Regions from separate parts of the Homo sapiens genome. Here region 1 is linked to region 2. The links are chromatin loops, found by intact Hi-C in ENCODE. Cell type or tissue: GM12878. All regions are shown on one strand.

The links. A loop is a pair of places that touch in the nucleus more often than their neighbours do. Peaks named below come from ENCODE experiments on the same cell type or tissue, not always from the same donor. Only the 100,000 strongest peaks of a DNase experiment are listed, where the experiment ranks them.
Region 1: a loop joins it to region 2, with 2.8 times the contacts of the local background. A loop is called at or near these places in 2 of 110 quality-filtered maps.

The regions. Positions count from the first base shown.
Region 1 is chr10:89,925,103-89,933,102 of GRCh38, reverse strand. The region is part of intron 3 of LINC01375 (long intergenic non-protein coding RNA 1375); the gene reads left to right. Among named protein-coding and RNA genes, the nearest start is that of LINC01375, 28 kb to the left of the region's middle. In GM12878, no CTCF peak of the experiment used is centred here; DNase peaks (open chromatin) are centred at 3,522 and 3,952.
Region 2 is chr10:89,801,730-89,809,729 of GRCh38, reverse strand. No RefSeq gene overlaps it. Among named protein-coding and RNA genes, the nearest start is that of LINC00865, 24 kb to the left of the region's middle. In GM12878, no CTCF peak of the experiment used is centred here; a DNase peak (open chromatin) is centred at 3,939.

The DNA of each region.
Region 1 (8,000 bases), 120 kb before region 2:
TCAATGCCATCCCCATCAACCTACCAATGGCTTTCTTCATAGAATTGGAAAAAACTACTTTAAAGTTCATATGGAACCAAAAAGAGCCCACATTGCCAAGACAATCCCAAGCCAAAAGAACAAAGCTGGAGGCATCACGCTACCTGACTTCAAATTATACTACAAGGCTACAGTAACCAAAACAGCATGGTACTGGTACCAAAACAGAGATATAGACCAATGGAACAGAACAGAGCCCTCAGAAATAATACCACACATCTACAACCATCTGATCTTTGACAAACCTGACAAAAACAAGCAATGGGGAAAGGATTCCCTATTTAATAAATGGTGCTGGGAAAACTGGCTAGACATATGTAGAATGCTGAAATTGGATCCCTTCCTTACGCCTTATACAAAAATTAATTCAAGATGAATCAAAGACTTAAATGTTAGACCTAAAACCATAAAAACCCTAGAAGAAATCCTAGGCAATACCATTCAGGACATAGGCATGGGCAAGGACTTCATGTCTAAAACACCAAAAGCAATGGCAACAAAAGGCAAAATTGACAAATGGGATTTAATTAAACTAAAGAGCTTCTGCACAGCAAAAGAAACTACCATCAGAGTGAACAGGCAACCTACAGAATGGGAGAAAATTTTTACAATCTACTCATCTGATAAAGGGCTAATATCCAGAATCTGCAAAGAACTTAAACAAATTTACAAGAAAAAAATCAAACAACCCCATCAAAAAGTGGGCGAAGGATGTGAACAGACACTTCTCAAAAGAAGACATTTATGCAGCCAAAAGACACATGAAAAAATGCTCATCATCACTGGCCATCAGAGAAATGCAAATCAAAACCACAATGAGATATCATCTCACACCAGTTAGAATGGCAATCATTAAAAAGTCAGGAAACAACAGGTGCTGGAGAGGATGTGGAGAAATGGGAAAACTTTTACACTGTTGGTGGGACTGTAAACTAGTTCAACCATTGTGGAAGACAGTGTGGCGATTCCTCAAGGATCTAGAACTAGAAATGCCATTTGACCCAGCCATCCCATTACTGGCTATATACCCAAAGGATTATAAATCATGCTGCTATAAAGACACATGCACACGTATGTTTATTGCGGCACTATTCACAATAGCAAAGACTTGGAACCAACCCAAATGTCCATCAATGATAGACTGGATTAAGAAAATGTGGCACATATACACCATGGAATACTATGCAGCCATAAAAAAGGATGAGTTCATGTCCTTTGTAGGGACATGGGTGAAACTGGAAACCATCATTCTGAGCAAACTATCACTAGGACCGAAAACCAAATACCGCATGTTCTCACTCATAGGTGGGAATTGAACAATGAGAACACTTGGACACAGGATGGGGAACATCACACACTGGGGCCTGTCGTGGGGTGGGGAGATGGGGGAGGGATAGCATCAGGAGATATACCTAATGTAAATGACGAGTTAATGGGTGCAGCACACCAACATGGCACATGTATACATATGTAACAAACCTGCATGTTGTGTACATGTACCCTAGAACTTAAAGTATAATAAAAAAATTCTAAAAAAATCAAAATGGGAAAATACATATATACAAGGATATGCAGTGAATATTTTCTTAAATAACAACAAAGTTAGAAACTTCCTTAATGCTAGAAAATAAGGGATTGTTATATAAAGTATGGAGCAATCATAAAATTGAATACAGTGCAGCCATTACAAATAATGATGCAGAGATATACCTATTAATGTAGAAAGAATTTTTTATTACTAAGTGAAAAAAGTTAGTTCCACTTGCTTAGGATGCTCATACTTTTGTTATGTGTGTGAGTGTTTATAGACACATTCACACAGAACACAACAGAAAAATGTATACAAAATTAATACAACCTTATGTACAAGGTAGAAAGAGTGGTTTTGTCCATTCAGACTGCTGTATCAAAGTACCAGAGACCGGGTGGCTAATAAACAGCAGGAATTTATTTTGGAAGCCCAAGATCAGGGTTCCAGAAGGATCAGATTCTTGGTGACGGTCCTCTTCTGAGTTGCATCCTGCCATCTTCTTGCTGTGTCCTCACATGGTGGAAGGAGAGAGAGAACGCACTCTGGACTCTGTTTTATAAGGACACTAATTCCATTCAGGAGGGCCTCACCCCCAAGACCTAATTACCTCCCAAAGTCTCCACTTTCTTAATACCATCACATTAGGGGTTATGATTTCAACACATAAATTTACTGGGTGGTGGGGAAGGGGGTGGGCACACAAATACTTAGTCCATAACATTCTGCCCCAACCCTCCAAAAATCATGTCCTTCTTGCATGCAAAATATATTTATCCCATCCCAGCAACTGCAAAAGTGTTCTAGCATCAACTCTAAAGTCTAAAATCCAATTTCCCACCCAAATCTCATCTAAATCAGATATGGGTGAAACTCAATGTATGACTTATTTTGAGGCAAAATTCCTCTCCAGCTGTGAGCTTGTGAAATTAAACAAGTTTTGTGCTTCCAAAATACAGTGGTGGGACAGGCATAGGCAAGACATTTCCATTCCAAAAGAGAGAAATAGGAAAGAAGGAAGGGGTGATGGGTTCCAAGCAAGTCCAAACCTAGCAAGGCAAATTGCATGAGATTTTAAAGCTTAAGACTAATCCTCTTTGGTGCCATACTCTGCTCTCCAACCCCTCTTGGGAAGAAGTTCTGCCTATCAGAGAGACTGGGGTGACAACATTAGGGGACACACTGCCCACACCCTGGCTCTTTGCAGCAGCCCTCCCCATGCCATTACTGTTTGTCACACTTAAAGCGTTCTGCACCTCTGCCCCCACAGCTCAGCTGGGTGTTGGTTCCTACCCTTTGAAATTGAGGTGGAAGCAGCCCTGCCCCCTGGCACAGGAATTACTTTTCCTTTTGCTATTCTGTATTTTCTAATTTTTCATCAATGCATACAAATTTCTCATGTAATGAAAATTTTAATATTTAAGACACATTAGAAATAACAAAAGGATAGCTAGTTTCCTCAGAAAAGTTCTAAGAAAGAATTCCTTTCATCAGTGAATGAAAAGTAAATGAATTCTTATCAGGAAAAACGTTTTCTTTTACTACTTCCCTGAAAAGCAGAAAGGTTTGGAAAACACTGATATGTCTGATGAGGATCGCTGACCACTTTCTGTCTTGTTCAGCCATTTATTAAATAGCCCACTTGATCCATTCAACCACTGATCCTACAGCAGTGGAGAGGTCATGCTGAGGCTGAAGGCTGTGTGGCTATGTTGTCTTCCGGGGCACCACTGATCAGTGGGTCAGAACTGTGTTGGACAAGCTTGTATCGAGTTGGCACATTCCAGGGAATGCTTCTCAGTGTGAATAATCTCAAAGTTTGCTTTGTTATGATACCCAAAAGTGATACAACCCTGGGAAAACTTCTACTTACTAGAATTTATCCCAAACTACAAGAGATGCAGACAACTAATTGGTTGATTTATAACGAGAAACCCAGCCAAGCAGAGCAGAACGCTGCAGTCATTAGAACAGTACATGCTTCCCCTTAGACACATTATATAACAGGGCAAGTGACAGGGTTAGACAAGAGTTTCAGAAAGCAAATTCTGACAGCTATGCAGGATAAATTAGAGCGGTGTCCATATGTCCCAGTTTGCCTGGGTCCTTGTTGATGCCTGCTTTCTAAATGTAATGTTTAATAATATCCTGTTCCACTCTCAAAAGTGTCCTGGTTTCGTTGACAAATTATATGTCATCCTAATTGGAGAAGACAGTAGTGGGACCTGGGAAATGAGTTGCTAGAAGACCATTAAAAAATCCACTGAAGAAACAATGAGAGCCTAAACCTATGCTGCAGAAGTGAAAATAGAAAGAAAGAGATGAATTGGTGTGAAGCAAAATCTAGGTGGTAGAACATCAGTGATTGCTCTTTGCGGAGGAATGCCCCTCTGACCAAGTTCAGAACCTCTGGTAGGGGATCAGCTTGCAACCAAAAACTAGTCAATGTGGGGATTCCAAAGCCCAGAGCATCCTGTGGGATCAGCTGAGGTCTTTGCTGTGACTCTATTTCAACTCAACTTCTCCACAGACCCGTCCTGCTTCCTTCACTCCTAAGAGATGTTGACTCCAAGAGCAATCCCCATTTAACCTTCTGCACACACATCTCTCTCTTAGAGTCTGCTTCCTGGGGAACCTGACCTACAACTGCCATCATGTTAGAACAAAAATAGGACATAATTTGGTCCCTTTTCATTATGAAAATGAATTATGATAGGTGTTTAAGAGTACCTGGTGACAGAAAATGTTCAGAAAATGTTAAGAACAATATATCATAATGTGTACATCATTTCCAGTGCTAGATTTGGCATCTGACTGCCAACCAGATGAGTCTGAGCAAGATAAACAATACAAAAGTAGAGGCGGCCACATTTATTTTCTCGTCTAATTCTGAAAAAAAATCATACCATATAGCTCCATCAAAATGATCCAAACTGAACAACACTTATGAACTGTAACTCCCAGTAAGTATATTTCTATTTGAGCACTAAAATACTCAAAATGCTATGTCCCACTGCCTCATCTTTGCAGTTTCAGGATAGGGTTTCAAATGCCACTGTCAGAAATACAAAGAGATGAGAATTGGTTTTACCTCAGTCATTCAAAAATGAATGCACTGCTATAAATGCCTGATACAAACTGCTCCACAAACTTAAAATGGAATTATAATCACATCACTTTTATTTATCCAATTAATCTCTGGAGCTCCACCCTCACTATCATCACCACTAACCACCTGACCCCACCTCCTTTACTCAGAGAAGAAAAACTTAGGGATACCCTCCTCTTCTTGAATTGAAACAAGTCTAGCTAAACTGCCTATCCCACCAAGGTGAAATGGGGACTCCAAGGAGTCCATGATGCTTTTGCTTCTCTCTCCCATGGGATCACTGATAGAAACAGATCTGAAATCATCCTGACAGAGGCTATCATGCAAATAAAAAATCAACAGTGTCAAAGCCTCATTCAATTCATTAATGAGTAAGCTGGTTACAAGGTCATCTGAGAAATGTGGGATGCTTGGGATTTGACATTTTGAATGTTAGAATAAGGCCCTAGGTTGGATACAAAACTGGTAATGTCCTAGAGCTGGGGTACCCAACACTGCCCCCCGACCTTGGCCACAGATGGATACTGATCCATGGCCTATTGGCCACCAGGCTGCACAGCAGGAGGTGAACAGTGAATGAGCCAGCATTACCACCTGAGCTCCACCTCCTGTCAGATCAGCGGCAGCATTAGATTCTCATAGGAGCATGAACCCTATTATGAACTGCACATGCAAGAGATCTAGACCGCATGCTCCTTAGGAGAATCTAACTCATACCTGATGATCTGAGGTGGCACTGTTTCATCCCAAAAACATTCCTCCTTCCCTTATCCACGGAAAAATTGTCTTCCACAAAACCAGTCTCTGGTGCCAAAAAGGTCGGGGATGGCTGTCCTACAGGGTATCATCACATAACCTCTAGGGTTACCTTTTCTACAAGACAAACCCATTTGAATCTGTACCAAACAAAACATATACCAATGAAAGTAAAATTTCACAGAATCTGGGCCTTAACTGGTAGAAGATTAGCAAATTAAAACAAAGTCTACTCCCCTAGATAATGAAGTAACCTTGGGTGGCCCTCCTAAGCAATGCTCTAACATAACATTGAAAGACCATGCTTTCCTCTCTTTAAATCCGAGTTTCAGACATTTGTCAATAGGTGTGTGGCTGACCCAGAGCCCTGCACAAACCGCACAGATTCACAGGCATGAAAATCCAGCCCCTTAGGGCTGACCTCAGTCCAGAGAACCCCATGCTCAGGATCCCAAATTCTTAACAGCTCATCTTTTCCTCTTTACATTCCCATCCCCATTCAGAGAACCAGCGCACCCAAGGAACATTGTGTCAGGATTAGTTCTAGCATCACATCTCATAAACCTGGAACCTTTGCCTTTTGATCCTCCCAAAAATTAATCCAAGGAAGCGAGTCGCTTTTCTTTTCAACTCAAAAGATCAGGCTACTCCATTTCCCTGGATAATAGAGCTATATGTGCTACATTGACTCCTGTTGGAAGCTTCCCATCAGTCAGGGTTAGTCACCTCTTCCCTTCTTGTGTGTGGGGTGGAGTGTGGCTGCCATTAGTGATTCCAAAATGATTTTCCTGGCACCCCTCCCACTAGAAAGAAAAGGGAAAAAACTAATCTCTTGAGGCATATGCTGCCCTCTGATTCTTCATTAGCATATAAGGGACCAAGAAAGAGAAATGCAAAGCCAAAGGAGAAAGGACTTCTGGGCCAGCAAGACTTACTTGTAACTGAAGTGATCAATACACACTACAAACTTCCTGAATTCACCAAACCTCCCTAATGCTGCTATGATGTGTCTGATACATGTTCATTTCTGGGTAACTACCCTCTAACATACATATGTTGAGTTTAAGTTTCTAGAAGTCAATTATGTTTTTTTCAAAATATTTAAATTAAGTGATTTAATTACTCAGTAAACCGATGAAATATGAGTGTTAAAAATAGTTGTTTCTATTGAATTTAAAGTTTTGGAAAAACTAAAAAAGTTGATTGGGATGAAAGTAAACTGCTATCAAATTAAGTGCAAATAAGAAAAGCCTGAAGCGAGGGGGAAATCACAAAAATCTGGGAAAACTCTGCCCTCAGATTGCTTTATAAGTCACCTTAAATGATTGTAACGCACACATCCCTGGAAGTCGTAAAGATTACATAATGGGTATAATTTATGAAATCCAAACTAAGAATCAATGAAAATGTGATATGGTGGTTCTATATCAAAAGATTAGTGGATGAATTTACATCGAAAACTATTAATTTTTAAAAATGTAAGTGTGTATGCATCATTTTAAACCATTTTTTAGTTTAGCCAATTCTGTTGTTTAATCCACCATCTTCTGCTTTTAATCTCTGCAGAGTAGAGGGGATAGAATGGGTCAAACCAAACAGGATCTTTAGTCACCTGTGGAAAAAGACAAGGAAGAGCATCAGAGCCCACCGTGAGCAGTGCTAGTCTGAGCAATGTCCAGGGGAAAACGTTTTATCATGGCTCAAAGATGTATCTGATGGGTCCTATGACCAAGGGTACCCTCACGTAGGAAATGGACACAACAGTCCGTTAAGCTTGATGCCATTTCATTTTGAAATCAAACAGCCAATCCTCCAGATTCTGATTTCACAACTGCAGGTAAACTGCTCATGTAGGCCTACAAGAATACTGTGCGCATGCTAACATAAATGTTCTGCTCAGTGAGGATTGTAATTCCCATTGTGGATTAATAAATTGTACATTAAACCCATGTAAGCTTTGCTACACTGAGTCAACATCACTGAGCCAAATCAACTCTGGTACACTGAGACCTCAGTTTTTGAAACTGAAATACTGTAAGCCAGTCTCTAGGACACTAGTGAATTTACCAAGGTAAATGTCATAGTGTGAATACCCATATGGGCAACCTGCTAGTCCTCTTGTTTTGATGTGCCGAGTATAACTGTGCCCTTTCCATTTAGAAACATCTGCATTATTCTTTCTCTCTGTGTACCTCTCTCTCTCTCTGTTTCTATCTCTCTCTCTCTCACACACACACACACACTCCAAATAGTTTCATCTAAATACATCTTTCTTCCTTAACCTAGATCACATTTAGTTTTGCCACTCCTAGGGTTTATTTCACACTGAGCTTTGTGTTGCACTCATAGCAACACTTATACAATCCCCCGATCCCCTGCATAATCATGAGCTACTCACAGGCACATCTAGGTTTCATACATCTTTCCCATCCCTCATTCCATTGAGCACCATAGCCTAAACATGAAGATCTGAATGCAGTGAAGTCGGTCCTAGAAATAGTTTATTTTTTTCTCCTCTATGCTTATAATTCCATGAATAATGGAAATTAGGAGAAAAGGAATATGAAA
Region 2 (8,000 bases):
TTTGGAGGTAGAGAATAATTAATAAACCAGTGTCCACATTCCTAAGCATTGTCCATTAACTCAATCAGCTCTTTCTTTTTCTGGCTTTAGATAATTAAGAATAATGTGTCTTCAGTCCTGTGGCTTGAAAGGTTGTAGCTGATCCAAATAGTAGGCCTCCTGCAAAGAACTGCTCTGTTCCCTGTAATCTGTGTTACAGCAAGTATTTTATAAAAGGTTATGTGTGAAATCCCTTCCCCTCCAAGTTGAGTCCAATTCCCCATTCTTGATGGTTGCCTAGTGAGAAAGTGTCACTTTCTGCTCAGGCAAGAAGAAATGAACCAATATTCATTGAGAACCATCTATGCGTTAGGACCTGTCATAGCTATTTTAAAAGCCCAATCTCCCTTCATCCTCAAATCAAACCTAGAAAGAAGGAATGTACAATTCCTTTTTACAAATGAGGAACTCAATGCGCAGAGCATTCAAGGCTACACAGTTAAAAGATGTGAGCAGAGCTCCAACCCCTAGAAACAGTCTGCACTGACTAAGCAACAGCTTCTCCTCCACCGGGCATGCTCTGAGTCTCCCCACAGGGTCCCAGCACCTTGCTCATGTTCAGTTTAATTAACATGAAGCAGGAAAGGGGGTATATCTTTAAAACCCAGTCTCAGTCACAGGAACTCTCAGGATCTCTCACTTCCTCTGAGCAGCATCTGGATTCTCAGACAGCTGGACAGCATGCAGGCACTCTCTCCACTTTGTCTCCCAGAAGCAGCTCATTTTTATCCTGCTGGTTTCTGACTCTGGTAGGGACTCAATACTGCCTTTCTCATGGGCAATCTTCCTCTTGCCAATGCCAGGCTCCTCTCATCAGTCCCAGCTGCCCTCCTAGCTATTTCGGCTGCTGGGCATTTCCAGGGGGTTCTGAAATATTTCCTTGGCACCTGAGGTTATTTCCTTAAAGAGTCCCCCACCCATTATTCCCCTGCTTTTGATAAATAAGGCTTATGAAGAAAGGGTGCTTCTTTATAAACTGACTGATGTATGGAGAAGTAGGTTGGTCTGCCTGTGGTTCTCAAGCTATATATTGTTCACTGGGGTCCTAGAGCTTACCCAGGAATAAGCCTATACCAACCCACAAAACACCACATCCACAAGCTTTCCCTAGTTTTTCTGTATGGCAGGCTTTTGGTCCTCCAACTCTGAAACTTAGGGTTTACTAACATCGCCTCCAAGGAGCTCATTCTCCTCCAGCCAAACTCAAATACCAACTAAGGAACCTGGAAAAAGTCTCCATGTCCTCTTGCGATGTTTCGTATTCCTCTTCCCCATAGAGCTGAGGTATAGTGCAAATGGCCTTTCCAAGAGGAGCCCTGCGTGCCCTCTTACTATCCCCAGTAGAAAACATAAACCTTTTTTTTGAGAACATGTCTCTCTGTCACCCAGGCTGGCGTGCAATGGGGTGATCCTGGCTCACTGCAGCCTTCCCCTCAGGTTTAGGTGATCCTCCCACCTCAGCCTCCTGAGTAGCTGGAACCACGGGCGCACACCGCGAAGTCTGGCTAACTTTTAAAATGTCTGGTCAAGACAAGGTCTCACTATGTTGCCCAGGCTGGACTCAAACTCCTGGGCTCAAGCGATACACCCACCTCGACCTCCCAAAGTGCTGGGATTGCAGGCACCAGCCACTGCGCCTGGCCAAAAAACCTAAATCTTAATTATAACCATGATTATAATAAAAATAAAATGTAAGTACAAGCCCTTTATTTCAACAGTCTCTTTTCAGTGCAGGCTAGGTCCTGGACTCTATAATCTGATAGGGAGCAGAGATTGTCAGGTTTTTATATTTTAAGGGCCATGGAGAAGAAAGGCAGAAAACATCTCCATTGGCAAAATAGAGGAAAAACAAGTAGTTTGGATCTCTTGGTTTTGGATAGTTTACTCTCTGTGATGACATATTAAGGTTGGAGGCTAGATGTCAAACCTAATTCTTAATTTAAACATTGTTCAAATTTCTAAAATGCATCCCAGCCTCTCCTCCCAAAATGAGGAGAAACCATGACATCAAATTACATCTGCTGTAAATTATCTGCTGTTCTTTTTAACTTGGGTGTATTTGATTCAAGCTGATTGCTTGTGTTAGCAGAAGATGCCTCAAAGTATATTTGATCTGTAAGTTGTTTCCTGAGCTACATCATCTGCTGTCTTTGACAGCAATGTCTTATTTCAGATAGCATCCAATTAAGAGCAAAGCCCCACTCCCTTGAACTTGCCTCAAATCACTCACAAGCCCAATACCTGTTAAGTCCACTCTACAGCATTTCTTTCCTCTGCCGTGTTTCTCCATGGTGTTCATTCTCCCTCACTGTAAGTCAATAAATCCAATTCTGTTTGGCTTCAGGTGTGTTCCTGGTGGCTGCCCACTGAAGGCACTGATGGAGTGAATGAGTAAATAAGTTCCAGAAACAACTCTGCTGCTCAGTAACACTAAATCCTTGAATAAACCACCCTTCTATAAAAGAAATCACTCTCCTTTTTTGGGCACCATTTATCATCCAAAAAATAGAATAGCAGATGTGACTTGGATAATCATAAATAGTCTACATGCAAGCATAACATTCACTTTATTTTTATAAATATTTTGATTTCTCTTTTACAAGTACTCGTTCATTCTTAGCAATGACAAAACTAAATATAAGCCAATGTGGAAAACTCTGCCCAGCCTAGTAATTCTCCTTCTATCATTTCAAGTTTAAATGTCATTTTCTTCAGTATTGTCATCCTTGTTATGAGTCACCATGCAGTCCCAAGTTTTCCACTTGACCCACCTGAGCCCTAACCATTTGTTTATAAACGTCCAGGAAACCTTATACTTCACTACAGTGCCACGAGTCTATAGTGTTGTGGAGAAAAATCCAAATATCTGGAGGCACGGAGGTGATAGAGCATTATTCATCAGATTCTTGTTTGTTCCTCTGCTAATTGTCTCTCACTCAACGAGCTGTCATGGATGACCTCCAGAGGCAGCCCTGTTTCCTCCCCTATCAAAGTCAGAGTATCCCGGCTTGCCCCACGGACAGCACAGGCCTCTGGCAGTGGTAACGGGACAAGACAGTCCCCACTCTCTACTCACTTTACAGCTCATTCTGGGACTGACACAAGCTCATGTGTCTCCACTATGGGCTGCAGTGGAGATGCAGTTGTTCCCTTTTCTCCCTCTTGCATCTTCTCAAGTGCACCCCTCTGCAGTCCTCCATGCTCAGTACTCACAAGGTTCCAGGTGCCAGGCAGAATCAATCCAAACCTCCAAATTCATGCACAGCCTCGTGGCAGATTCCCTTGGGCCCCTGCCAGGTCCAGGTCCCCTGATCCCCTCAGAAAAGGGAAAAGGAGAGAGAGACTAGAGGCCTGTGCTCACCTCAGAAGGCCCCTCGCTTCCTCCTGGCACTCTTCATACCTTCTTTTCTAGCCCGCAGAAAAGATGATCCAGCTCAATTTCCCTCAGGCATCATTGCCTGCTGCTCTCCACAAAGAATAACCCCTGAGATAATGAGGTAGAATCCTAGGGTTTCACAGAGTCCATTCTGAAAATTCAGTTTCTTCTTCCTCCACTAAAGAATTTTTACATCATAACATAAAATGAGCCTTGAGACTTCCTGAAGTGACACTGCTCAGTGCCCAGCTTTCTTCTCACAGCCAGAGACAGGAACTAGCCTCCTCATAGGGCTTGATCTAGACTCAACTCCATATGGAAGCATCATTGGCAACTTGGAGCTGGGGTGTGAGTGGAGCTGAGGTGTGAGTGTGAGTGGGATTGGGCCATGTAAATAGTAACAATCATCACACAGACATTTTCTCAGTCTTTTCTCCTTCCTTTAGTTCTGTATGTGACTGTGTGAGAGTCTCTGTGGGGGGTGTGTGTGTGTGGGTGTATAGTCAGTTATATAGTGATTGCAGAGGTTTCAACCTCCATGAAGTGCTGTGATGCTGAGGTTAGTTTCATCCTCTTCTGCTCTTAAGAGAGAGACTGAAGTAACACTAACATAGGAAAGAGAAAGGAATGAATAGCTCTTCTTTCCTTTCACGTATAGAATTGAAAAAATGAGTCATATTCGTCAAGTAAAATCTGCTAGCACAGCTGTGGTTTAAAAGTGAGAAAAGCGGGACTGCCATGGAGATAAAGCAGGTCTTAGATGGTTAACAGGGAGAGAACAAGGAATTGATTAGTTTTAGCATGAGAAACATTGAACAAAACACAGAGTAAAGCCTGGCTATAAAAGTGGGTTCATAAATAAATGTAAAGATTTTCTCTATTAATTAACTCTAAGGGGAAAAGCACTGATGTGTGTTAATCTGTGGCTCTAATGCTGTTCAGTAGAGGGTTGTTTTTAATAGGGTAAACCTGGGAAACCTAGATGACCAAAAAATGTGGCGGGGTAAATAAACTATATAGTACATCTCTATGATGGAAGAGTACATAGTTATTAAAGACTATGTGGGAATACATGTAATAAAATGGAAAAATAATCACTATTTATTGTTAAATTAAAATGTAAGCTGCAAACTGGTATGTACATTTGCTTCTATTTTTGTTGAAGGAAAAAATACATATTCAGGTATAGGAAAAGTTTCAAGAGGATATACCTTAAATGTTTTACTTCTCTTCTGCCCCCCTGGTGAGGTAGGATTACAGATTACTTTCTTTTACTTTTTAAAAAATTAATATATATTTAAATTTCTATAATTAATATATTATTTTGTAATACATGAAAAAATAAAAATTTTTAAATTTTTTTCAGCTCTATTGAGGTATAATTGGAAAATTAAAATTGTACATGTACTTATTTAAGGTGCACAATATGATGTTTTGATACACAAAAACATAGCGAAGTTTACTACAACCAAGCTAATTAACATATCCATCATCTCACATAGTTACCTTTCTTCTTTTTTTCTAGTGAAAACAATTATCTACTCTCTTAGGAAATTTCAAGGACACAATACAATATTATTAAGTATAGTCACCACACTGTATATAGGTCTTTAGAATTTATTCATCCTGCATACCTGAAATTTTGTATCCTTTGACCAACATTTCCCCAATCCCCTCTGCTCCATCGCCTGCCCTTGTAACCCACCATTCTACTCTGTAACTGTAAGAGTTCAACTTTTTTATATTTCACTTATAAGTGAGATCATATGATATTTGTCTTTTTGTGTCTGGCTTATTTCACTTAGTATAATGTCCTTCAAGTTCATCCATGTTGTCACAAATGACAAGATTTCCTTCTTTTTTAAGGATGAATACATTCTTAATAAATAGTGTCTGTATGTGTGTGTATACATATACAGGTATATCTTGTTTTATTGTGCATTGCTTTATTGTGCTTCACAGATACTGCATTTTTTTACAAATTGAAGATTTGTGGCAACCATGAGTTGAGGAAATTTATTGGCAACATTTTCCAAGCAGCATATGCTCACTTCATGTCTCTATGTCACGTTTTGGCAATTCTCACGATATTTCAAACCTCTTCATTATTATTATAATATCTGTTGTGCTAATCTGTGATCAGTGATCTTTGATGTTACTGTTGCTTTTATTTTGGGGCGACACAAACTACATCCACATAAGACGGTGAAGTTAGTCAATAAATGTTGTATGCATTCTGACTGCTCCACCAACTGACCGTTACTCCATCTCTCTCCCTCTCCTCAGACCTCCCTATTCCCTGAGATACATCAATATTGAAATTAGGCCAATTAATAAAATTACAATGGCCTATAAGTGTTCAAGTGAAAGGGAGAGACACACATCTCTCACTTTAAATCAAAAGGTAGAAATGGTTAAGCTTAGTGAGGAAGGCATGTCAAAAGTCCAGATAGGCCAAAATATAGATCTCTTGGGCTATATTTAGTTAGCTAAGTTGTGAATGTAAAGGAAAAGTAGTTTAAGGAAATTAAAAGTGCTACTCTAGTGAACACACAAATAAGAAAGTGAAACAGCCTTATTGCACATATGAAGAAAGCTTTAGTGTTCTAGATAGCAGATCAAACCATCCACAACTCTCCCTTAAACTAAACCCTAATCCAGAGCAAGAACTTAACTCTCTTCAATTCTGTGAAGGCTAAGAGAGGTAAGGATGGTTCAGAAGAAAAGTTTGAAGGTAGCTGAAGTTAGTTCATGAGACTTAAAGAAAAAGTTATCTCCCTAACGTAAAAATAAAAGGTGAAGCAGCAAGTCCTGACATGGGAGCTCAGCAGGTTATCCCGAAGATCTAGTTAAGATAATTGAAGATGTCTACACTAAACAACATATTATCAATATAGATGAAACCGCCTTCTATTGGAAGAAGATGCCATCTAGGACTTTCACAGCTAGAGAGGAGAAGACAATTCCTGGCTTCAAAGCTTCAAAGGAAAGACTGACTTTCTTGTTAGAGGCTAATGCAGCTGGTGACTTTAAGTTGAATCCAGTGCTCATTTATCATTCTGAAAATCCTAGTGCCCTTAAACCTACATTATGCTAAACCTGCTCTGCCTCTATAAATGGGATAACAAAGCCTGGATAATGGCTCACCTGTTTACAGCATGGTTTACTGAATATTTTAAGCTAACCATCGTGACCTGCTTCTCAGAAAAAAGATTCATGTCAACATATTACTGTTCATTGACAATGCACCTGGTCACCCAAGAGTTCTGGCAGAGATGTACAAAAAGACTAATGTTGTTTTTGTGCCTGCTAGCAAAACATCCGTTCTGCAGCCCATGGATAAAAGAGTAATTTTGACTTTCAAGTCTTAATATTTAAGAAATACATTTAGTAAGATTGCAGGTGCCCCAAATGGTGATTCCTCTAATGGGTCTGGGCAAAGTAAATTGAAAACATTCTAGAAAAGATTCACCATTCTAAATGACATTAAGAATATTCACAGCTGGGTGCAGTGGTTCACGCCTGCAATCCTAGCACTTTGGAAGGCCAAGGTGGGCAGATAACTTGCGCTTAGGTGTTTGGGAGCAGCCTGGGCAACATGGTGAAACCCCTTCTCTACAAAAGATACAAAAATTAGCTGGGTGTGGTTGTGTGTGCCTGTAGTCACAGCTACTCAGGAGGCTGAGGTGGGAGGATCACCTGAGCCTGGGAGGTTGAGGTTGCAGTGAGCTGAGATCATGCCACTGCACTCCAGCACCAGCAACAGAGTGCGACCCTGTCTCAAAATAACAATAATAATAATTTTCATGATTCATTGGAGGAGGTCAAAATACCAAAATAAATGAGTTTGAAAGAAGTAAATTCCCACCCTCATGGATCATCTTGACAGGTTCAAGACTTCAGTGGAGAAAGTAACTGCAGATGTGGCAGAAATAGCAAGAGAACTAGAATTAAAAGTGGGTCCTGAAGATGTGACTGAATTGCTACAATCTCATGATAAAATTTAAACAGAGAAAGAGTTACCTCTTATGAATAAGCAAAGAAAGCAATTTATCGAGATAAAATCTACTCCTGGTAAAGATGCCAGGAACATTGTTAAAGTGACAGCACAGGATTTAGAATATTACATAAACTTAGTCAATGAAGCAAGCAGCTGGTTTGGAGAGGATTGACTTCAATTTGGGAAGCAGTTTTGTAGGTATAATACTATTAAGCAGTATTGCATGCTACAGGGAAATCTTTCATGAAGGAAGAGTCAACTGATGCAGTAGAATTCATCACTGTCTTATTTTAAGAAATTTCCACAGCCACCACAACCTTCAGCAATCACCACCCTGATCTATCAGCAACCATCAAAATCCAGGCAAGACCCTCCACCAGCAAAGAAATGACAACTCATTGAAGGCTCAGATAATCATTAGCAATTTTTGGCAATAAATTATTTTAATTAGAGTATACACATTTTTTTGACATAATGCTGCTGTATATTTAATATACTACAGTATAGTGTAAACATAATTTTTATATGCACTGGGAAAATGAAAAATTTGTATAACTTTTTTTATTACAATATTCACCTCTTGTG